5 separate regions of the Mus musculus genome follow, and regions 2, 3, 4 and 5 are each linked to region 1. A link is a loop called in an ENCODE intact Hi-C map of the cell type or tissue named here. Cell type or tissue: heart. All regions are shown on one strand.

The links. Hi-C counts contacts between places; a loop is a spot of excess contacts. Peaks named below come from ENCODE experiments on the same cell type or tissue, not always from the same donor. Only the 100,000 strongest peaks of a DNase experiment are listed, where the experiment ranks them.
Region 2: it touches region 1 in a loop (4-fold over the local background); 4 of 42 quality-filtered maps call a loop at or near these places.
Region 3: a loop joins it to region 1, with 7 times the contacts of the local background. A loop is called at or near these places in 6 of 42 quality-filtered maps.
Region 4: a loop joins it to region 1, with 3 times the contacts of the local background. A loop is called at or near these places in 4 of 42 quality-filtered maps.
Region 5: a loop joins it to region 1, with 9 times the contacts of the local background. A loop is called at or near these places in 11 of 42 quality-filtered maps.

What each region holds. Positions count from the first base shown.
Region 1 is chr9:29,199,544-29,204,543 of GRCm38, forward strand. The region is part of intron 1 of Ntm (neurotrimin); the gene reads right to left. Among named protein-coding and RNA genes, the nearest start is that of Gm15520, 170 kb to the left of the region's middle. In heart, a CTCF peak has its summit at 2,320 (motif pointing right); no DNase peak of the experiment used is centred here; H3K27ac peaks cover 469 bases.
Region 2 is chr9:28,258,499-28,263,498 of GRCm38, forward strand. All of the region lies in intron 1 of Opcml (opioid binding protein/cell adhesion molecule-like), which reads left to right. Among named protein-coding and RNA genes, the nearest start is that of Gm39313, 140 kb to the right of the region's middle. In heart, a CTCF peak has its summit at 3,069 (motif pointing right); no DNase peak of the experiment used is centred here.
Region 3 is chr9:29,640,560-29,645,559 of GRCm38, forward strand. It overlaps a transcript of Ntm not described here. Among named protein-coding and RNA genes, the nearest start is that of Gm15521, 10 kb to the left of the region's middle. In heart, a CTCF peak has its summit at 2,903 (motif pointing left); no DNase peak of the experiment used is centred here; H3K27me3 peaks cover 468 bases.
Region 4 is chr9:29,583,974-29,588,973 of GRCm38, forward strand. It overlaps a transcript of Ntm not described here. Among named protein-coding and RNA genes, the nearest start is that of Gm15521, 46 kb to the right of the region's middle. In heart, a CTCF peak has its summit at 2,176 (motif pointing left); no DNase peak of the experiment used is centred here.
Region 5 is chr9:29,406,192-29,411,191 of GRCm38, forward strand. All of the region lies in intron 1 of Ntm (neurotrimin), which reads right to left. Among named protein-coding and RNA genes, the nearest start is that of Ntm, 4.0 kb to the right of the region's middle. In heart, a CTCF peak has its summit at 1,961 (motif pointing right); no DNase peak of the experiment used is centred here; H3K4me3 peaks cover 767 bases; H3K27me3 peaks cover 1,160 bases.

The sequences.
Region 1 (5,000 bases):
AGGGAATAGGCTTGTGAAGATGCTGACCCAAGCAGGTATCCTTATCACTGAGACTGTGTGCTTTGCACTTCTGCAGTCTAGATTCATTTTTCTTGTCCTAACACAGGCACATACAGGAGTTCCAATTTTAAATGGCTGTTGGATGGAGCCAGTGGTGTGGTGTGTATGCCTGAAGAAAAATGATAATATTAGCAACCAAATTCTAACTTCCATTTCCTAACAAGTCTTGCCACAGCCTGGAAGCACAGCAGATAGTGAGCCTAGGATTAATAGCATGTTAATTGATTAATTAACATTTGCTGGCTTTCTGACTAGAGTGGGGAGTGCCATGCCTCATTCTGTATTTATAAGTTCTGTCTGATCATAATCATCTATTTCATCTGAAAATGATAATTACAACCTAAAGGCTAAGGTGTTAGGTCTGTTCTGATACAAGAACTCATGTGGGAACAACCAGGATGGACTAGCTCGAAGGACCTCATGACTGGCCTTTTGTCACCTGATCCAGAATAAAACAGGTATTGTAGATCAATGCGTAAGTAAGGCATTGAAAACTGTCCGTTAAGTTGGTTAGAAAGTTGTCCTAGGGACTCAACAGTAACAACACCTACATAAGCAGAGGCACTCTACTGAACTTCTCCTTCATGTACCGTGGTAAGGCTGCTTACTTCTCATGCAGCTACCTCTAAGCACTTTGTCAGGAATATATGGGCAAATATGGCCTTCATGCCCATGGCAGCTCTCTTTTTAAACTAAACCTTGCGAAAAACATTTTGTGAAAGACATCTCCATCTGATGACCTTCTGGGTTCAATAACATCAGTTGTCCCCAAGGAGAAGTTCCCATAGTGTCCTCAGTGATTTCTCTCCTTACCAGATGTGAATTCCTACATGATTTCCTACCAAGTATCAGTGGTTACTTAACTCTAAGCCCATAATTATGAACACTAGAAGAGCCTTGGTGACCCCTCTCCTGACTGAAGGAAGTGTTCATTTATATAGCCTGGAGACAGGTTACAGTATGCTAAGTACTGATCCTACAGAAGCCACATCTGATTGATACTCTCAGAAGTACGTGTTCAGTTTCTCAAACCTTACTGATAGAGTAGGCAGGGCTAGCAACAGCTGAGTGGTAACATTACATATGCACATTCAAAAGACATTTATTATCTGAAAGACACTGTTTAGAAATTGTGTTTCTACTTAATTTGTGATAAATGATTAGTAAACTTGTTTGTCAATGTAATAAAAAAAAAAAAAAACACTGAGACTCATAGAGCATTCTCAATGAGATGCACATAGCTTGTTATCTAAGAAGAGTAAGAAGCAGCCACTCTCACAGGAGGAAGAGGTGATTGCTTGCCTGAACTCTTCCTCCCCACGTCCTCCCCAGGCAGCCCTCTGCCCTGTACAATCTATCCTAGACAGACTTTCTTCTGCCAAAGCAAACTGATTACCCTAAGGTGGAGGATGGATGGCCAACTAAAGAGATATCTTTTGTCCAAACGTGCCTGGAAAGATTATAAACCATGACGAGGTCCACTCCTCTACCTGGACAGAGAAGGCTAGATCTAGGTTAGATCTAAGAGGAGAGCTAGCCTCTGGAACATAAGGATTATAAACTCAGACATCGCTCAGCCTTCTGGCATGACATTCTTTCTCCTATTAATAGCAACTTTGTCCCATTCTGCTTATCCAAGAAAATGGAATGAATGAGACTTGGCTGCAAGTATGAGAGAGAATAAAATCCAGGAGAGCAATAAATTGGAGTACAGAGTGGCAGACACCATAATCCGCTGGAATGCCTCTCTGGCTCAAGGAAAAGTACCTCTTTGGGGAACCAGCAAAGGAAATCAATGCCCATAAAAGCATCCAGAGCACAGGCAACAGCAGAAAAAATAGACACTGTTGACCAGGACATGCGGCAGATTGCAGGTTGTAAAACAAAATAGAAAGTCATTAAAAAGGCGGGCAAAGGGCATGCTTGCACGATGCAGATGTCACTGGGGACCTGCGTTAGGGGGGCTCGGGACTTCTCATTAGCTGGGAGGTCAGTATTGTCTGTATGACTCTGGGGTCCCACATGGTTGATCCCTGCTCAGCGGCATGGAGGTGAGAAGTGGTTACACGGGCAATAGGTCCACTTGGTAGCACGTTCTAACCAGCTTATCGGGTTATTAACACATCACAAGCATATTGAGCTGTATTCATTTAGGGTTCGGGTTGCTTTAACCAAAGACTGTTCTGGGAAGCCTGCCAGGATATGTATTTCTGGAAGGAGTTCCCTTTCTACCTCATACAGCACCTTTTGATCCACCAGAGGGCAGAGTCAACCCATGAGACCCAGGCTTAGGAGCTTTGTGGGGTTGTGTGCAGTCGGGAGGATATCTGCAGGAGGGGACCATAAAAGCAAAGCCATCAACAAATTCTCCTTATACAGGAAGTAGGGAAACACTTCCCACAACTTCCGGAACAAGACAACTAGCCAACAATAGGACCTGAAAAGGAGCAGGGTTAAAATGTCACTGGTATGTTGTGCCTCAGTTTCCCAACATGTCAAAGAAAAGGTGCTTGAATCTTCTTGGTGTATTTATAAATCAGACTGCCTTTTACAGATCATCAAGAGCATCTCTCATAACACAAGAGGAACGGCTGGAGGAGCCAGGCTTTAAGCTCATAGCCAACAAAGTAGAAGGCCTGCTTGGAAGGCCTTTCCCAGGCTTCCCACTTCTGTCTCCCACTGGCCCTCTGCAGGCCTCTACCCCAGGCGTCCCCATTCTAGCCCTTCCTTGCTTTTCATTGTCTTGGCCACCTGCTCCAGTTCCCCTTGTCTTGGGAGAAATAAAAGTAAGCCCCAAAATAACTCCTGGGGGAGAATGACAGCAGCTGCCTGCTGCCATCCCAGAAGATAACTCCAGAGTTCTGGCAAGGTGCCAGCAGTGGTGTGAGCTTTGATTTCCAGAGCTATTGCCTATGTTCCACAATAGCTCAGCCTTCGTTTATCAGAGAGAAGAGGATGATGGAGGAGCAACAAAAAAAAAAAAAAATACCTTCCCAAACCATAATAATAACAGGCACCAGCATCTGTCATCACCCCCAGCAGGATTCCATGGTATGTACCACATGCCAATCACATGGCTTCATCAAGAACTGACTCCACAGCTGGACTGGAAAAAAAAAATCACATTACCCTCCCTGATACTGTCCAATGTTCTTAAACCAACCCTGTGGGAAAGCAAACCCATCAGGCTCTTTTGGACTAGAAAAGAATGGATACAGAATCATCTGTTGGTTAGTTTTGTTTTATTTTTCCATCACAAGCGTTCTCTGACATAACCAAGTAGCCAGACACCAGCTCATTCTCGGTCTCTGTTCCCCTACATTACACAAGAGTGTGTGCTTGGACTCAAGGAACTCACAGACAAACGATGATGCCTTCTACCAACAGCTGGTACACTCCAGCCCTGTCAGAACCGAAGACAATCTTCCTCTTCTCCTGTTCCTTCTACTCTTCCTCCTCCCCTATCTCTTACACACACACACACACACACACACACACACACACACACACACACACACACACTCACTATACTCTTTCCTATCCCTATACACCTCAATAGTAAATTATGTGGGCATAATTTAGTCCAGGTTTCTTGGGCATCATAGAACACATGCACAAATCTATTCACTAAAATCATCTCACAGAATGTTGTAGGGGTATATATGCTTAATGTGCATCAACCAGCACGCCAGTGAAATAAAAGATGAAGAGGACAGATAAGATGTCATAGGAAGATGGTGCTTTCTGGTTTGCAATGTACATCAGCCACAGTTATGGACCTTTTTTAAGTGCCTGTGCTTTACTAATCTCTTTCCACTAATATTTAAAAGAAGTTTCACAGCTTTTACTGATGAATAGAATGGAGTGACGTCATCTGAGTGGCTGGGAAGATTTAGGAAGAATTGGGGTAATATAGAGCTGTAACAACAAACCGGGACACATCATAAGATGTTCTCACAGAGAGCCTTTGAAATACCCCTAGGAACATAGCATGGAGGTATGGATGATGTCCCAGACAGCAGCCCTGAGCCTAGATCTAGGAGATAGAGAGAATCACTCTCCACTGGGGAAAGGCTAAAAAGCCACAAATGTTCTCACAGGACCACTGGTGGGTTACACCTGCCAGAGCTGTGAGCCCACTGGAAGGAGCAGCCACTGAGAAGCCCAGATTGAAACTTAAGGCCAGAGGGTCATTAACTGAAAGAAATGAGGAAGGCAAAATAACAGTATGTCACTGTCATCAGCATGAACCAGGCACCACGCTAACCCCTTCACACAAGATGTTTTACTTGCTGTGTGGCAGTTATCAAAAATATCTCTATGTTGTATGTGAACAAACAGAAGCCTAATAAATTGCCTAAGGTCACATAGTCACTAAATTTCAGAGTTGGGCTTCTACTTTAGCAATGTCTTTCTGAAGATCCATCCTCCATAGCAGGGTGTTCTGTACGTCTGTACCTGCTGATCTGTCGGTCTTGGGAGCTGGGCCAGTGGGGAACCAGAAAAAGAAATGCACTTAAAGGAGGTTTTTCTTTTTTTCTTTTCTTTCCTTTCCTTTCCTTTCCTTTCCTTTCCTTTCCTTTCCTTTCCTTTCCTTTCCTTTCATATTTTATTCCATTTTATTTCATTTTAATTGAGGACTTTAACTCATCGTCATGAGCTGAGATGTGACTGCATTAGAGGTTCTCAGTTGTGTCTCATAGGTTGTTCTTGATTGTTCACCCAATTTGTCAATTCCTTCATGTCAGGATGGTTTTTGCTGTGACTCAGATGAAGTTCATGGCAGCTGGGTTCAGGGCACATCCTCAACCCACTTGTTGATTGGCTTATCTCATGTACATGGGACATGTCTGGTTGGAGGGATTAGAGGCCAAAGAGCCTCCTACTTCTTCCCAAGAAAGAATGGCTACAAGTCACATGCACATCAGGTCCTCTGCTTA
Region 2 (5,000 bases), 940 kb before region 1:
TCTTGTTCTGAAGAGACAAGGAACCAGGACACTACAATGGATTAATAAGACAGCAGGGGAGGCTTCAAGGCATAAGTCCTTGTACCTGGCCCCTGGGCCAAGCTGTACTTTGGGCATAGAAAGGTGAATTCACAACAGCTAGGAATCACTTTACTGTTTTTGTATCTTAGTGGGTGACCTGGTGAAATGTGGAATCAGATTAGCACATAATTATGCCTCTCTCCTACCTACAGGCTTGTTCCCCTGGGAAAGAAGTTGAAATTCCGCCATCCTTTTGTTCCTTGATAATTCCAGGCTTGCTTATGAAAGAGTCAGGAGGCTATACTGGATACATTCAAAGCCTCTTTCAGATCCCTGGCTTTAAATGGGCAAAGAATATTTGCACTATCTGGGCACTGGCTATGGGTTAAAGTCCCCGTTTCTGAACAGGTTATGAAATTGATTTACTTGCCACAGGGAACAGCCAAGGATATGATGGAGGATTGAGCCCATCAGGGATCCTGTTTCTGTCCTCATTCACCATGGCCAGGATCTCAGACTGTCCTACAGTGGCCATGGGAGACAGGGCTCTGAGACAGCTGAGGTGTCATAGCCTTTGTGTCCCTTGTGTTTCTTCTGCCCAAAGAGAAAGGGCTTCCCTTCAAGCAGCACGTGCTCTGTTTGGAGAGAGGGAATATAGTCAGAGAAAAAAAGAAAAGGCTGAGCGAGGCAAGCAGACTTCCAAGAGGCAAGTGAACAATTGCTGCAGGAGGGCCTGGAGATGCTTTGTCTGTGATGGGGAGAGATGAGGCTGGGTGGGAATGGAGAAGTACCCTTCATGTGCTCCTGGAGCTGTGCTCAATAGGGCTGACAAGACCCAAGTAAACCCCTACAAACCCACCACACCCTATCCAGTGATCTGCTTGAAGCATTCTGTGCTTGCAGAAGGACACTTAGGGGGAGCAGGTGGACCAGGACCACAGAAACCTGTTTGGGGAGACTGCAGGCAGGTGTGAGTCGGTCATAGAGCACCCAGCCTCATGTGGAGGTTATCACTTGTAAATAAGAGAGACGGGTTCTACTTTGGTACCAGGGGAAAGATATAGAAGTTGAGCTCATCCCAGATGCCTGGAGATTTCTGAGTACTCACAGGATTCTACCGGTAGGTAGAAAATTCTAATCCCTGAAACTGTGTTTTATACATAGAATTATTAGACACAATGCATAAATTAGCTCCTGGCTGTATGTCCAAGGCATATAGAAAACATAAATAAATGTTGTGCATAGACTTGGGTTCTGTCCTGAGAATGCCTCTTATGTATATGCAAATATTCCGGATTAATCTTTCAAAACCCTGAAATCCAAGCACCATGGAGGAGTGACCCTCAGCTTGCCATGCTCCATCTGCCCAGGAGAGGGAACATGTGTGCAGCCACTGTGTACAGCCCTTGGCTTGAGCTCTCGCTCTCGGCCACCCTCAACTGGGGACAGTGCCCTGTAGATGACCCACCTTGCAAGGATCGGTGGGATTCAGATCTCCCAGGGACACAAGCAAGGGTTCATTTATGGTGACGGCAGCAATGTGCTTCCTCCCCAAGCTCTGGTCCCTTCCCACTGGCTTGGCCTGGTGGGCTCCTGAATGGAATTTAGATGCACCAGTGCTAGATTTGCTCAATACCATGGGACCCAATCCAGACCTGCCCCAGACTCTTCAAGGGTCAGATTTTGAAACTATGCAGTCTGGGGCTGGTGAGATGGCTCAGTGGGTAAGAGCACCCGACTGCTCTTCCGAAGGTCCAGAGTTCAAATCCCAGCAACCACATGGTGGCTCACAACCATCTGTAACGAGATCTGACGCCCTCTTCTGGTGTGTCTGAAGACAGCTACAGTGTACTTACATGTAATAAATAAATCTTAAAAAAAAAAAAAAAAAAAAAAAGAAACTATGCAGTCCTACCCTCCCATAGCTAACTCCTGCCTGCTCAGCTCCAGCAAGATGGTGGGGTCACCGGCTCTCAAGTAGCAGACTTAAGTATTTTTCTCTGCTCTTTCTCTCCAGGTGATGCCACAGGGTCCTCTCAGTGGCCCTTATGCAGGAATGTTTCATCATCAATGCAGTCTCCCCTAACCCTGGACAAATACCCACCTCTATTCTTTCATTTCGTTTTGTTTTGTTTTGTTTTGTTTTGTTTTGTTTTGTTTTGTTTTGTTTTGTTTTTGAGACAGGGTTTCTCTGTGTAGCCCTGGAACTCACTTTGTAGACCAGGCTGGCCTTGAACTCAGAAATCTGACTGCCTCTGCCTCCCAACTGCTGGGATTAAAGGTGTGCGCCACCACCGCCCGGTCCCACCTCTATTCTTTACTTACATGGTCCTTGTTACAACAGTTAAGTAGTTTTGTCTTCTACTTAGGCTTCTTGGTAACTGCTTTATCCTTGTGGCCATAATATTAAGTCCACAGCCGGAATCTGGGTCTATTTTGTTCAAAGTCTCATTGTCAGTACATAGTAGCCTTCTAAGAAATGAATGAACCTCTAAGAGTGAATGAATGAAGCCCGGCTTACACACTCTACTGAGTCCACACCAAGCAATGCACCTGCAGAGGCTGCAGAGAAAAACTCTAGCTTGCCCTTCTAGGCATCTCCCTCAAATCACTTTTCCCAAGTGCCTCAATGTCCCGTTCATCTTTTTTCCATAAGAAGCAGTTATGGGGAGAGTTCAGGAAAGGGTCTCGGGTACTATGCCCATGGCATGGCATACAGGCTCTCTCCCTCCCAGGGGCAGTTTAGGATGTAGAGAGGCTATTTCAGGGTCATGGCCTCTCAGTAACAGGTCTCTGAAACACAGCATGTGGTAAGATCTAGCCCAGAGTGACTTCACATCAGTGGCTGACTTCTTGTTCTTTCGCCACAGGACAGCTCTTGGCATAGCTTGAAGGAACAGAGGGCGACTGCCTTCTAGGAAGGAGGGGCCCACCAACACTGTGCTCTGAGTTGTTTTGCTAATAGACTGTGACATTCCATGATCACTGTGAAAGAACTCACTTGCAACAGGAAGCTGAGAGGGAAGGGTGAGTTACAGTACCAAATCATAACCACCAGATGGCGCCAAATCTCCAGAAATGAGCTAAGAGATGGAGCAGGCAGTGCATCTTTTTCTGCAGTTTAGAGGCCGCCCATCCCTGACTGCTTTTCTGCCCTTTCAACTACACAGCCCTGCAGAGTGAGCCAGTGCCGTGTCCCCACTCTCCACCTATCTTCCCTCTACTCTTTAATGAAACCAGGACTCTTTGCTTCTTTGTGTTTTGTTCCCCACAGCAAGCCCCAAATGAGGTGCCTTTATCTTTCAGCCCTTGCCCTGACTGACACGTTCAAGCCAGCAAACCTGTTTACAGCTTGTCTGATAAAAAACATCTAGGAAATTCTTCTCAATGCAGGAACTGCCTTGAAGATATGTCCTATATTAATAGATAGAAAACACTGGGCCAGTGGTGGTAGTGGTGGTTTCAGGGGTGGTAGTGGTGGTGGTGCTGGAGGAGGAGAAAGAGGAGGAAGAGGAGGAGGAAGAGGAGGAGGAGGAGGAAGAGGAGGAGGAGGAGGGAGGAGGGAGGAGGGAGGAGGGAAGTGTTGCTTGAGAAAGAGACTGAAGAAAAGCTCACATCAGAAAAGTAAGAGCCACAGACACCACGAGTGCCTGACAACATGTGTTTTCCTACAGAGGTGCCCCACAGGGCAGACAACATCAACACTGTGAGAATCCTGCAGGCCCCATGAGACACAGCTTTACAAGGCCTTTTGTACATGTTCTGTGGCCTTTCTCCTTTTGGACACAATGTGAATTTGTCCAGCATTCTTGGTTTGAGGAAGGGAGAATAGAGGCCTGGAGAAGAAAGGCCTAAGAGCACAAACTGCTTTTTGATCTCTTGCTTTCTTTGCATGACACAAGTTATCCATCACATACTAGAACCCTTGCCACTGTGATTAATGCTTATAGACTAATTTACAATTCTTCCTTTCATTTTTGAGATTATAATATAATAACATCACTCCCCTCTTTCATTTCCACCTCCTAAATGCTGCCATAACTCCTGTTTGTTCTTTGAAATCTGTAGCTTCCTTTTTCATTAATTGTTGTTACATGTATGTGTGTGTGTGTGTGTGTGTGTGTGTGTGTGTGTGTGTGTACTATTTCTCCCACTCTCAGCATGCTTTAGCTGCCCAAGTTCTCTATGTAGGGTTGAGTCCTTTTGCCCTCCCCCAACCCCGTCTCTGTCTCCTTTGGCATGTCTGTTGTTGTCCTTGTTCAGCCTGTATTTAGGCAGTCACATTGGTGACACTTTATGAGCATAGGAGACATTCATAAGAGACATAATCTTACAGCAAACTCCCTGTAACTGTGCCTCTTCTTTCACAATGACCCCTGAGCTTTAGTTGTGTTTAGATTTATTCACTGGGCTCCACAACTCTGCATTTTGATTGGTAGTGCTTTTCTGTAATGGTCTCTGTCTGTTGCTAAAAGAGTTTCTTTGATGCAGGGCAAGGACTGAGCACGTGGACAGATAATTTAGATTCTGATGAAGATAGCTGCTGGTTTAGTGAAGTGGTTGTTCTAGGTTCTCCATCTGTGACTTGGGAGAGCATCCAGGAGAGGTGGCTATGCCTTCTGGGATGCTGTTAGCTCTATCCTAGGTCTTAGTTACATGGAGACTATGTGCGAGGTCAGGAGACCTCATCTGTGGAGAAGCATGGAATAGAGATGTAGTAACTACAGAGGTTGTGGCACTTTGGGCCCAGGATTTTATCCAAACCCTTTACTTGATCCTGGAAACAAATGCCAGAAGCAAGAAGAAATCTAAACCCCTGTTTTACGAGAGGCTATCATTTGTAAATTTAATTGTGCTGTGCTTCTTCTCATACCTAATCAGTCAGGGTCTAAGAGAGAAGACGCACATAATGGCATTGATATTGACTTGACCTATATCCAAAGAGCCAGGACCCGTGAGACTTAGGTGAACAAGGGCCA
Region 3 (5,000 bases), 440 kb after region 1:
TTGCCTCACAAATTTAACTGTGGGTTTCTGGGATATCATGAGACATGATGGTCAAGAAGTAGACACCAAAACAGAGAGAAGTCTGGAATAAGTGGTACCCAGGGTTCACTCTCACTCACTACCCTCAGCAAAACCCTGCCTTCTAAATATTCTAGTTTTCATTTTCTGGAGACAAGGTCTCATTCTGTTGCTAAGCTGCTCTGGAGGTCACTGTGGGGCCAAGTCTATCTCACTCTTGTTCCACCCCTAAAGTTTCCAGGACTCCCCCAAAACTCTACTAGTTGATGGCCAAGATTTGAATACCTGTAACTTTTATGGAGTGCTTCTTATCCAAACTGTAACTAAAACTATGGGGAAAATATTACCTTGAAATATTCAAAGAGCAAGAATCAAACACATCCTACATCAAAAGACATTAAAAGAAAGTGGAGTCTTCCAACTCCAAACCTTGGGAACTGAACAATAGCATCATAAAAGTGGAAGAAGCTTAATAAACAGGCAAGCATTATCAAGGAAGAACAAGTTAGAGACAGAAGGTAGGTATGGGGAAGGAACCGAGAACCACTGACAGAAGAAATAACTTTTAAGAGAGAGAAAACCCAACACAAGCCCACTGGGTTCTTTCCAAAGGGAGTTGAGTAATCATATTCAATGAGATGAAGAATAAATAATGACTTTCAGAAATAAGCATGAAAATCTTAGTAACAGCCAATATGCAAAAACCATCTAGAGTGGCATTTGGATGCAGCCATAGTAACCCAGCATCAGCCACACACCCGTGGTGAGAGGCCTGAAGAAGCAATGTCTGCCTGGTTCTGGGCTGATTGGCTATATTTTCTAGCTTATTCTAAACTTTCAAAGCTGTTGATCTCTGTATCTATCATGTCTGCTGCCATCTTCCCTGAGAGCTTCTCTCCACAGTGAAATCTGAGGAATTAGCCAGGCCAGCATGGGGCCTGACAGCTTCACACACGTTCACCTGCCCTAGCTCAGCTCCTCTAAGAGCTGCCCCTCCCGGCCGTGCGCTCCACATCCTCAAGGCTATTCCACTAAGGTTTTCAGCTTCTTGTCTTCAGTGCCAGGGGCAAGGTGACATTCCTTGAGATTTATTATTATTGTTTTCCATAACCTGAGGAATGTCAGCCCTCTAAAAGCCTCTGTGCCGTGTTGATTTTCTAAGTTAACTCTGACTTAGCATAGATTTATTGGCCAAGTTGGTGATTTACCGTGTGTGTGCTCGTGTCAGCGTACCTGTTTGCCACACGAAGGTGAAGCAAGAGGAAAGAAAATACACTATTTACTTGGCTCTAACGTGTGCCACCATGGGAGCTAATTGCTATCATTGGTACCAATCCTTTCCATTCTCAAAGCTGTCAGGTAAGGAGAAGATATCATTTATCACACGGGAGAACAAGGCTCCAAGAAGCTGAGTGGAGGGCAAGGGTCAAATTGGCTGGGGTCTAATTCTATAGGAAAAAAGAGAAACCAATGTATACAGATGACTGAAAGCATCCACATTCATATGCCAAACAGAAGCACAATGTTACACTGGGATCCAAGCATGTGGAGTGAATGGAAGTCTGGTATTAATTTAGCATGCTTGCTTCCTTAGAGAGCAGCCTGGAACCCTGTTGGTACAGTGTTATCTTCCAGGCAATGATAATTTAGGAAGCTAGGAGACCTCCATTCAAAATAACTGAGTTTGCACCCTGTTTTCCCCAGTTGCTCCGGGCTTCCATTCCTCTCTCCTGAGTGGATGAAACTCCAGTGTGTCATTCTCATTTGCCTGAAGCGAGCAGGGGCCGGAGACATTGTCACAACAGTTCTTATAGCTCAAGCTATTTGTCTGTCCCTCTGAGGCCAATGGTTTCTTTTTGTCCCAAATAGTCACTGTCCCCAGGGAAGCTGCCATCGCCTTGGCTCTGGAATATCACAGACTTTATTGTATCAACAAGATTTTTCTGTTGGAAAAACTAGTCTCTTATCGGATCAATTTGAGGTTGATGTCTCTGGGACACAATTCAGCGTTTCTCATGAACTTCAACCCTCCTGTTGCACTGAGCACATATATCATGGCTCCCACTGACCTCAGGGCAGGAGTGGGGCAGTAAGGTCCTGGGAAGCAGCTTTGCAGCTGTGAGGAGGGAGGGAGCCAACCTGTCTGAAAGGGCTTCCTCATTTGCAATTGGGATAACAGTCAAACTTGTGAGGGCATCTGAAGGGTCAAGAGGTCCACACCCATGCAAACACCTCAGTTACCACCAGCGCTTTTGTGTTCTACATCTGACCTGGGGTTTGTGCTGGCCTCTGTGGTTCTATAAATAAGTACAAGCCTGGCTTCCCATACACACTCAATATTCCCAGATTTGCTGCCCGTGGGATGAACGCCCCACTTTAAAGTACAAGGGAGATGGAGACGGTTTGGTGAGCAATAGTCAAAAGATCTCTTGCTCATGCACCAATGCCAACTCAGTCATCATGTGGCAAGGCACCTAACTCCTGTGAACTGCATTTCCATGGTGCTGCCTACGGTGAGATGGTAGACTGGGCACACATGTGCACAAAAGGTTTCTTATAAAGCCATATTTCACAAAGTCTTACTGAGCTGTCTCTTCGATCTCCAGCACTTCCTCACAAGGCAACTACAATAACATAGCCACTAAACCACACATGAGTGGCCAGCCTAGATAAAACTTCTTATGGAAGCCCAGCACAGATCTTGCTATAGAGAGTTTTATTGGTGGCATGTGAGGGATACCACTAAAATCCTTGGACTAACTATGGCTGAGAACAGTTTTTAGGGGGCGTCAGATTAAGAGCCTGCATTTTTTTAAATCAGCCGTTCTGCCTTCCACTTGTCTGGTGGAACTGATCTCAGCTCTTCTCTTACTGCCCTCTGGTGGCGACCGCTTGCAATTTCATGACTGCGCCAGGCTGGCTCTAGTCTGGGTGTTCCCCCGCCCCCGCCCCCTTGCTCTCAGCACTAAGCAAGTTTATCGTCAGGTATAACCTTCCCCCTGGATTCATGAGCTCAGAGTATGTGACTTCATGTGGCCACAGTTTGAAAGTATATCAAAAATTATATCAACACGGAACATGTGTATTTCCCCACGTCGTTATTCTGTAAACAAAATAGCTTAAGTACATAACGATTATTTTGCGCTGCGTATTTTAAGTAAAACAGGGCTGATTTAGAGCAGTGTTTTTCAACCCTCCTGATGCTGTGACCCTTTACTACACTTCTACATGTTCTGTTGACTCCCAATCATGGAATTATTTTTGTTGCTACTCCATAACTGTAATTTTGATACGATTATGAATTGTAATGTAAATCTCTGATACACAAGACATCTGATATGCCACTCCTGGGAAAAGGTCATGAACCACTGATTTAAATTATATGCACGGATACTTATTCAGATATGAAACTTGAGCATCCGAGGACGTTGGTATCTGTAGGGAGCTGGGCCTGGGAGCTAATTGCCCGCAAACCAAGAAAAATAAAATTTGTCTTTCTCTTCCTCCCCTAAGGCTCTGGACCTCTCTATTGTCAACTGGCCTTGTTTCTCTATGCACGTCCCATCCAGCCCTGAGCTATCGTCTCAGCGGAGTTGATCCTATCATTCTTGCTTAAAACCCTTTAATGATTTTCACTGTCCTCCAGGGAATCTCTGGGTCCTTGGCACAAAATAAAATATGATCGTCTGTGAAGTCTCCTCTGACCACATCCTTCACTCTGAGCCCTGCCTGTGTCCTTGGGTGGATTGGCCAGGCTGCTTTCGATCCTGTAGCCTTCCTGAGGCCCCCCAGCTCTCCGGAGGTCTCTGGGCTCTGCAGTTCTCCTAGGCTTCCTCCCACTGTCTTGCTATGTGTATTCAATGAGTTCCCGGCTTCTCCCCACCGAAGGCTCTTTCCTCATAGAAGCGTACAACCCAGCTCACGTCATTTTTTTCATTGAGGACCTTGTGCGACAACTCCCTCTCCTAGTCCATTTTCAGCACAGGCCTAAGGCCCCGGCTTTCTACTCTGCAGCGGGCTTCCCCACCAGACCATGTGCTCCCTGACCCAGAAATCGCACTTCATTTGCGGTTTGCAAATCTCTCAGTTCTAAGACAAGGTGCTGTGCTAAAATAGAGAACCAACTCAATAAATGTTGTATGAGAATCCTAGGTAGCCAAGACCTTGAAAAATGGCAGCTGCTCCAAGGGGGAAAGGTAATCGCGATCGCTTTTATTTGCTCAATGATAACAGTGACTCCCGTGAGCGATCATAATAGATTTATTATAAGCAAGCCACCAGAAAGATATTTTTATTCTCTCTTTCGATGAGCCGGCTGCTGCATTATTCACTGAAATGCAATACTATCTCATTTAATCATTACACGAGTCCCAGGAGCTGAGATGAGGGCAGGCGGTGGATCTACTCTCAGTATGAGAAACCGGAAGTTGGGCGGTGACCAATGACCAAGCACCTGAGGATAATATGAATGCCAGAGAGTGAGCCCAGTGTCTACAGCTGCTCTCACAGCAACACAGGTCTGCTATCTTTCATTAATACTCTCCCACCTCTTCCTAAGAGAGGCGCGTCCCTGGAGACGAAGCCAAACACAGAAATGTGCTCTACCTGCAGAGCCGAGCTGTAAAAGCAATCATCCTAGCTTCTCCCGTCTTGCCTTCGGTCCCTAATCAGTTATGGGAGAAATGACAATTCAGAGAGGAGAGGAGACACCCAAGAGGGGCTGCAGCTCACTGGAGGGACCCAAAGGCTTTGTTCCCACAGCTGCGATGTCCAGCTGGCAACACGGGAGCGTAGACATGTAAGATTTGGGTGGGTGACACGGAGACAAAGGGAAAGCGGCACGTCGAGTGAATTAGTGAAGGTGAAATAAACGGTGTTCAGCAACAGATGGGGCTGGGGCTGGGTAATTTTCTTCTGTCACCTCCCCTCAGGTAATAGATAATCCTGCAGCTGCCAGGGCTCCGGGGAAGACAGGCGCACAG
Region 4 (5,000 bases), 380 kb after region 1:
CCAGTAGCCTGGCACTCACCGATGGGCAAAGGGTGTTGACCCAACGGCAGACAAACACTCAGCTTCTCCCCTGGGTTCCAGTGATGAGGAGAAGGTGTTAACTAGAGGCCACTGCTGCCACTGAAAAGCACAGGCTTTCCTGGATTCACAGTAGGGAAAACAGAAACTCAAGATTAAATGTGGAGGTAGCATCAAGATAAAGTAAGGTGACCTCCCTTCAACAGCAGGAGTATAGTGTCAGTAGTGGCTGGCAGGAGGCTCCTGGTCTCCGGTTCAAGCAAGTGGCTTGGTGGAGACATGAGGTAGAGAGAGGACAAGATTAAGGAAAACAGTGTATGGCAACAGAGGCATGCTGGGCAGGCATGATAGGGGATGAGCTTGTGATCTCAGTTGTATTTTTCCTGACAGTAAAAATGCACGAGCACATGGCAATAAGCATATGACTTAACACTGTGCCTTAAGTGACCCTGCCTGGACACTGAGGACAACTGAGGTACAGATCATGCATTGTCCAGCTTGAGTGAACCTGCTATGGAATGGAACACAGCTGGAAATACCTAGAGTCACAAAAGAAAGTGAAAGATGTCCTGAAATGAATGAAAGGCTAGGAGCGGTGGTGCATGCCTATGCGTCTATATCCCAGTGCTCTGGAGGCTGCGGGGGGAGGGCCACCTGGCTACTGCATGAGACTATATCTCAGAGAAGCAAAACCAAGAAGCAACGCCAAGGCTGACTTTTTAGAAGACACTTTGGTGGTAAAATGGAAACACATTGGCGACTATTGCTTTCCTTCTGTTGCATGGGGACTAGTGTTCACTGCTTTACTACCTGGACTCACTGAGCTTAAGAGCTCAGAGCTCTTAAGAGTAAGGGCTCTGTGGTTGCTGGTTGGCCATTTCACCTGCATTTCTTCACCAGACATGAATGGGAACACGACTCTACCAGAAATCCTCTAACCATCAGAGCTATGAAGACACTGAAAATTCACCCTCGGCACCATGGAGCTGCTGAGAAGTCTCATGACCCTAAGTGCCACAGTATCAATATAGGGGTCTAGATGGAGAGGGAGGAAACATTAAAGATGCCAGTCTAAGGTCTCAAATACTCAAATTAGTGCACAGAGAATAAATAATTTCTATCACTGTGAATTCTACAAATGCTAGACGTGAACACAATTACTCAGTCTTGCCCTTTCAGATGCTCACTCTTTGACAGGCACAGAACAACTTCCATCGTCCTCACAGCCACCCTGGTGAAGGAGGTGGGCATCAACCTCTTACTATCTCCTAGCAACCTGGGCTGAAACAATCTAGTTTGCCTAAGGCTTCATTCTTAGGTAGGTAGCTCCTGAGTTATGAACAGAGCTAAGTCTGAGCAGTCCTTGAGCCCAGGCCATTTTGACTATTTCAAGACTCTTGATGCTGGGCTATTCAGAGCAAATTCATCAGGAAGCACAGTTGTGTTGCCCTTTCTACTTTCTTCAATGGCCACTGCACTGTAATAGCTAACTCTTGATGGACTCTGGTGTCCAAAGCATGCTTGATAGCTATGTGCAGTGCTGTGTGTCAAAATCCTGACGACACACACTATTCTGTGGTTTCCCTTACTCCCTGCCCCATGTCCAAACAAAACAGAGATGCAGGCCAGAGAGAAACCCAAGAAAAGCTAAGCCAAGGACTCAGTGACTTTATGCTATTGCCACTCCCACATGGTGCTCTGATCCCCATACAAGCAGAGTCTCAAGTAAGTGAGAAGAAGGAAGGGAGGGAAGGAGGGAGGGAGGGAGGGAGGGAGGGAGGGAGGGAGGGAGGGAGGGAGAGAGAGAGGGAGAGAGAGAGAGAGAGAGAGAGAGAGAGAGAAAATGTTCCTCTGTCTGATTTGCTTTTCAGATGATTTTGCACTCAGCTGGAGACATTTTCAACCCAGAAAGTCATATGAGCGGTTGTGCAATGCTCTCAGGGCCTCGCTTGGCAGAGAAAGAGGTATCAGGGAGAGGGTAGCAGGTCACAGGAGGCACACTGTTTACAAAGCCACAAAAGGAGGATGAATAGATCTAGTTTGGTCCCCAAAGGCAAGGATGTAAATTTTCACAAATAACTCGGGAAGGTTTAGTTTGACCGATATTAATTCAAGAGAGCTCCTGATTTAGGTCTCTGCTTTGCTGCACTGCCCCCTGCTGCTCAGACTCCTCCATGGCTGCATTTGTTGGCTCTCGTACTGGTGAATGCCTAACAAGCTGGTGTCCTCATTTAGGTGTGTATATGGAGAATATCTAGGACATCAAATCCAGAACTTGACACCTGCAACAGTCTCTTTCCCTGATAGCTCTACTGAGAAGTCTCACGCCCTCGAATTACCTAGGATCGACTACAGTATCTTCACCACAGTAAACCCTTGACAGAGCTTGAATGACTATGAATTTGCTGTAACACAAATACCGAATGAATTCAGCTTGTAGCACCTTGCTCGTACATGTACATTATCATCGGAACTTCTTCAATCCGATCACTGGGATCTTCTAAGAAAGATGTATCAGGCAAAGTTAGCGTCGCCGTGTGAAGCGCCAAGTGCCAGAAGCTGCCTTGGCAGCCAGTATACTGGAGAGGCCCATCATTAATCACGATGACATGAGGTAATCTGTTGGCTGTGTCTTGTGAAGGCATGCCTGACATTACAGGATAACTAGGAGCTTGCCAGGTAGAGAAACATAGGGAAGGGGTTCTATGCAAAAGAGACAGGATGTCGATGGCAAGGATATGAGAAGTTGCAGGGGGCTTTCCAAAAAATTCCCATGGTACTTCTCAAAGTTGCACTGAGAGGCAGAACTGGTGATAAGCTGCTGTTTGGTAGGCCAGATGAAATAGAGCCCCCTATCTCCTGATTAAAATCCTTACTGTTGGAATAGATGGCTTGGTGGGTGAAATGAATTCCAGAGGTCAGATCCCCAGGGCCCACATCAAAGCTGAGCAGGCATGGTGGCCATCCTGTAATCCCAGCAGAGGAAGAGACAAGGAGTCCCTGGGGTAAGCTGGCTATCTATTCTAGCAGAAATTGGAGGTCCCTGGGCTCAGTATGAGACCCTGCTCCAATAAACATTAGTAGAGAAACAATTTAGAAAGACACCTGATGTCAACTTCAGCCTTCACATGAACACGCCCACATACTCACACAACTGTGCACGGAGGCACAAGGGTGTCTACCACAGATTCACATTCACACGCTCAGTGTCTCCTCACCCACAGACACTCAACAAAAGGCTTGTGATTATGCCACAGGCTGTGTAGTTTCATACACTTGTTCTATATTGGGAAGCGGCATGATTAGTTTGCCCTGGGAAGGATGCAGAGGGTGATTTGGGGTTAAAGAAGGAGACAGAGGTGGGGCCCCAGTTCAAAGTTCTGCATTTATTAGGGAATCAGGAAAATTTCGTGGTGATGTCAGTGGCCTGAGTAGCAAAGAGAAAATGACTGGGAGGAAGACTGGGGGTAGGGGTGAGGGTGGGGGTGCGGTGGGTCACAGAACACAGGCACATGTATCTGTACCAAAGACTGGAAGGCAGGATAGATTTCACAGGCAAAGCCCAGGAGGAGGGGTAGATCCACAGGGAAAGTGCAGCCAAGATACTGAGCGGAGAGCTCATTAGCTATTCTACCAGCATCTCAATGAGCCAGGCGTAAACTCACAGGAGAGACTGACTGCACGGGTAGTTGCCATAGTTGTTAGTTTATATATTGTACTAGGAAAAAAAATACATTTTCCATCTGTGCCTTAGTTTCCCTCTGGCATATTAATATAAAAAGTAAACTGTTCCTAGGGGACACGGTGCCTTCCGAGAAATGTTTATAAGATCCTTGTCTATCTGTTTAATGCTTTATCATAAAATAGGCATCTCTTTGAAACTCTCATCACGGCTCTACAGGTTAAATATTTTTATCTCAATTGGAGTTTCCCAGAGTGAGCGACAGGGCTAAGACACTGCAGCACATGAGAAAGTGGAGAATTGAGACCTCTGCTCTAGATGTCTGACTCTTTTCTGCTGTTTCACCAATTTGTTGTTATAACTTACGGATCTCATTGCTCTGGGGCTCCTCGTGTGGGGCTCCTGTGGTATAGGGAGCTTGGGAAGGATAAGCGTGTAGTTGAAAGTTTTGTAAGAATGTGAAGAATCCCAAAGGTTGAAGTCAGGAGAGAGAGAGAGAGAGAGAGAGAGAGAGAGAGAGAGAGAGAGAGGCAATGTCCCATCATTTATAAAGTGCTGGGCTCCTTGGAAGATAAAGGTTATTTAAATGCATAGGCTTATTAATGCCTGCGTACTTACAGTTCTCTCCATCTGAGCATAACCCAAAACTGCAAATTGTAAAGGAGGAGAGAGACTGTGCTTCATGCTCATCTTGATCTGGAAAATTATAGTATAAGGATGAAGTAAGGCAGGCTTAGGGCCTGGGTACATAATGAGCAAATGCATTGATGAGCATCCGTCAATTTTCTCTTTGCAGCTCCCTCCTTTGCTGTCAGTAAAACTTCCCCTACACCAATTTGGCTACATCATATCCTCCTGTACAGGTTGTACACATCGATGGAGTACTCCCCATGGGGCAATGGTTCCCTTTCCTGGAGTTGAAAAAGAGCAGCATGTATCCAAGTCCTGCCAGCATGCAAGAAATGTCCCCAACCAACTCTGTGAAAGATATCTGTCCCTGATGGTTGCCACAAAGAAATAAATTAAATCTTGCCTGCCCTGAAAGTCACCTTCTAAGGGAAGAGGTTTTGTTATTCTTGTTCTCTACCATAGCCACTTCCATGTCCTTCCAATTATTCATAGGGGTGGGCGGATATGAAGAGCCCCAAATAGGGCATACAATGTATCCCAAGAGATGGATGATATTGCCTGAGGGCACTGGGTGGAAACCCTGGCTCCCCTCACTTCCCATCAGCTGGAATGTTACTGGTAGCAGCAGAAGGGGGAAGAGAACACAGTTTAAGCAATGAGAATGTTTCCT
Region 5 (5,000 bases), 210 kb after region 1:
ATCAGAACTGTCATGTAACACTGTGCGTTGGTCCAAAGAAAGCAGAGTTAGGTAAGAACTGAGAACATAGTGACTCAATAAACCAGTTGTATCAGAGGCACACCCAATAGATCTTCAGAATGGTTTATTATTCAGTGGGCAAAGCCACTTTCCTTTAGGCACATACAGCCTGGTGAGCCCAGAGGCAGAGATTGGAGGTCATGCTGGATGTATTTTTCTCACACTGGAGCAAGACTGATTGTCATCACCTTCACTACACGTAAAACCATGTGGCTGACCTTCACGGTCCCTGTAATTCTTCCACACTTCAAAATGTTGTGTGTCCTTCGATAACTATTTCTACAGAGTACTTCTGGTAAATGGAAGAGAGACTGAAAACTGGGTTGCCTCTCTGTACCCTTTTGGGTTCCAGTAAAACCCAATACATCCTCCCTTCTGTCCCATAGTTAGTTGAGTTTTCATGTTTCCCATGTTGGTTTCCAGCTCCTCAGTGGGCTCAGCATAATTCTAGAAACTTCCATGCAAGGGAGCATTTGCCCATGTTCCTTAGAGCCATGGTAGACAGGCTGGATGCCTGAGTTGTTCCTCAGGGGAGCACAGTCAGCATCTCTGAGAGGGGGCAAGGAAGGAAGCCCAGGCAGGCTTCCTTCGTGGCATTGCTATTCGGAAGGAGGGAACCCATAAGCAGGGATCAATAGTCCCACTATGAGACAACTGCTGCCAGGGGACTCTAAAAATAGATGCTGGGAAGGGGATGTTTTTCTGCCCTCCTCCTCATCTTAAGTAGGCTACTTTCTCTAAGGTACATCTGGCACAGCATCAGGAACATTTCCCCCAAAGATTGGAAGACTGGGTAGTAAAGTGGCCTGCCAGAGAGGAAGGCACAGATCTCAAATAAGGAACAAACTCCCAGCACAGCCCATCTGTGTGCAGCTCAGGGAGACCTCAGCTCAACAGATGGCATGTATTTGGAACCAGCACACAAGTAACTCCTCAGGAACTACCCTACATCACATGTGACCAGGGCAACTGTGATGGTAGACCGAGGACACCCCAGGTCAAGGGACACAAGGTAAAGAGAGACAGGGGAGTGGGGAGGGGAGTGATCTCAGACACACACTTCTTCAATCATTCGTACAGGTACTGTGTTGATCACTTGCTGTAGCAAAGACACTGGTGAATGCCAATATGCTAAATAAGCCAGAGGGTTTACCTAACCCCAAGAAACTCACTGTACTAGAGAAGAAGGTAACCAAACAAAAGAATGGAATGACTTCAGACAGAGATGAGTGCTCAGGAGAAAGCTGCCACTCTGGTAAGCCAATGTGAAAACACTAAGGCGCTGGGGGGGCGGGGGTTGACATTTGAATTGGGGCAAAATCAGAAATAACTGTGGATAGCATTATTCTTAGTAGTAAGGACAACCAAAGTAAAGCCCTTGGGCAAAGCCATATGCTAAACACTGGGATAAACACCCAAGGAAGACATAGTTCTGCCTTCCAGGACCCTCAGAGTATCTCAGGAACTATCAGAGACCCATAAAGAACCCAGTTTTCTACATCTGGAAGGGGAATCTCTAGATCTACCACAATCTTCTGTGGTACTTTATGGTGTTGCAATATAAAAACTCAGCCTTAATCTTGTACATTAAGTCAGACTTTCTATCTTTAACTCATCCACGAAAAAACATGATGGTTGAGCCACTACAACTCTAGACACAAGACAGGGAGCAGAGACAGTCTCTGGCTTGCTCCCATACCCAGGAAATAGTTCACTTTTGTAGTAGCTGTTTTATTAGTGGAAGGTTCCTCACTGGGCAGAGCCATTGAGTGGCATTCTGATGTTTCCTCAAGGTTTGTACTTGAGCTTGACTAGCCCAGTAGCCATCTTGGGTTCTGAGCTACTTAGTACCATCTCTACTTGTTCTCAGTCCTAACCACTGAGAGCCTCCCTCCACCAGGGGGCACTGTGCTCAGAGCCTCCCCTGTTGCCATCCTAGCCCCATGTATTAATCTGGATTATCTTGTTCACAGGCTGGCCCTGGTGAGTGCACCCAGGACTCCTTCCACACTTCATCTCTTGGCTTTGCACCTTTCCTGAGAGAACCACACAATAAATCTTTATTGTTTGATCACTGTTAACATACAAAAGAAAGTCAGAGAAATCCGGGAAGGCGTGAAGAGTGTTTTGTTTTGTTTTTAACTCATCTGTTTAGTGAGGGAGCTCATGACGTTAAAAGGTGTGATCTTTGCTCTCCCATAATACACTCAGGCCACTCAGAAAGACAGTTACACAACACTACAAAGAAGAAAATGATGGCAGACATTAATCCCCACTGGGGAAGTAGGAAGACACGGTGTTTATTGGGCCCTGATAAGTCTTGGGAAATCTCAATGTACATGGTCTAGTTCTGTTGCTTGCTACTGCTGGGAGTTCAGATAAATGATGCTCTTTGAGTCTCAACTCTCTCATCCATAAAATGGGAGATAATTAAATGAATTTCAGAGAGTAGGGAAGATTAACTGTAATAGTTCATAGTACTATAGAGGCTGGTCAATAAGTGATAATACTACTCAACTTACTAACATCATCATTAGTTAACCTCCTGCTAGACCCAGTTCAAAAATTCCTAGCTATTCCACCTTCATCAAATAATTTTTTTTTCCTGCGAGAGGAGAGGTTAGACTAGGGATCCATCAGGAATTCCGAACAAAGCAAGCACGTTAACAGTAAAGCCATCTCCTCATTTAACAGTAAAATTCTCCAAGAGAGGCTAATTCTTCATGCCAATGCCTCCGTTTTCTCATCTGTAAAATGTGATAATAGTAGCAACTTCATAATGATTATTATTAGAATTCACTTATAATGTTAGGAGGTTGAATGACAGATAGGATATTATATAAAGCACTTTAGTATTCCCTAATACAAGGCGACTTCTCAACAACACTGGGATATTTAGTTTAAAATTCTGTGTCATGTGATCTCACCAAGATGGAAAGTTTAGAAAGGCCTGCAACTCTGTACAGATTGCCAGTGCGGTTGTTTCCTAGTATCTCCAGAAAGATCACTAGAGATAATTAGATAAACTTTTAAAGTTTCTACAAAGTAGAATTTGTTGCTGAGACATTTATTCTCTTTAAGGACTACAAAAGACCTCCAGGATAATACTGATGAGAACAAAGCCAAATAAAAAGTAACCAGCGCAGAAAGCCCTCTGCTGGTCATGAGGGGAACTGCAGTCTTGCTGCAGGGTGGCCTTCCATGTGAGCAGAGGACTTCAGCCCCTATTTCTTGATCAGAAAGAAGACCCTGGATCATCTCATCCCTCAGTTTTAGGGTTCCATCCACTGAGACGTCCACCCTCCTGAAAGTCGCAAAGATATTCGGTCTTTTGGCCTGACACAGCATAGCTTAGATGGTGACCATCCTGATGTATATATAGGGAAGCAGCCTCACCCATATCCTCATAGTGTTGTTTGTGTTCAAACAAGACCACTGTGTGAACTGTCTGCGAAACTGTAAACAAACGCTGGTGTCTGAAAGAGACTACGGCAAGAGCAAAGCAGTCAATACATAATAATGCCCTGTTAGAAACAAGTCCAGGGCCCTGGCACCTGCTGGATACAGTCACTCTCAAAAGGCCATATCCTCCTGAACTATGGGACTACTGCTGTCCTGGGGTGACATTTTGGTCACTCCAATCCCCTTGCTTCCCTTAGAATGTGAGAGTCACTGTGGAGGTCTATTGATAGCTTCAGATCTCTAGGTCACTGACCAACTTCTTTTCTCTTTTGTCACTGTTCTGTGTGTGGATAGGTGTCTATGTGTATCTAAAACAATCCACCATAGATAGTGTCTCTATTTTGTCCCTGGAGGTCTGCTCCCTGTAGCCAAGGATTAGGGTCAGAGGGGGCATCTACAGAACACTAAATTTTCTTGACTATATTGTTTAGAGGTTTGTCTTTGTTTTGAAGAAGTCTGGAACCGATGCATATTTAAAACCAGATAGTTCATCTTAATCTAAAGTAGTCCCTACAAAGTTCATTCATGTGACAATAAGTAACCAGGAGTTCCTTGGAGTCATAAGAGTTAGGTCCTCAAAGACAAAGGATTTGGGGATGTTTGCAGCCCCTTGTGTGGTTTCTTTAAATCACGTGTATTTTTTGAAAATGTCCTCACAACTCAACTCTGTAATATCAGCACTCACTCCCCAAGATCGTCTGTCCTGTGGGTACCCTGTGCACAGTCCACAGGTACTCCAAGCTCATCACTGATGGAACCAGGACATTTGGCACCAAGGCCAAGGTTCATTTCCCAAGAATCTCCACGTTAGAGGATGAAAATAGTTTCCTGTTGCCTGCAGTCAGTACCATTGGCCAGTTTTTAAAACTTTATTAAAAAGGACACACTAAGTCAAGGAGAGGTACGGAGAGTTGCTTGCTCCCTTAAAAATTCCAGAGATGAGAATTTCCCATTACAATCATCCGGCGTGTAGCCCTCCTGTGAGTGGTGTGGTTTTATCAACTGGAAATGGAGTCAGTGCTTCAGTAGCAATATCGCGAGGGAGACAGTCTTGCCCCACTTAGCACAAAATGTAGCTAAGATTCTTCTCCTCCTCCTCCCCAGAGCTTGCAACCCTCAACCCCAGAACCGACCCAACACAACACTAAAGCTTAGGGTTTGCTGAGTGCCAAGTTTTGTACATGCTGCTTTGGTGAGCATGCATAACAATCAGAGCACGGTCCACTCGTGTAGAAGGCATTCTCCACAGACAAATCACAGTCCATGGTACCAGTGTCCAAAAGCCACATTCAGACAGGAAATCACATCTGCCTCTGCCCACCGTATCATGGAACAGACAACCCAGGAAAAAAACGTTAGTAAAATCCAGGCTCAGGAAAAGAGGTTTTTTTTTTTTGCAGAGTCCAGACCCTGTGGCAACTCTCAATGGCACGGGTAGTGCGAGGGCATCCACACCAAGCCAGATCCCTGCTTTGGGA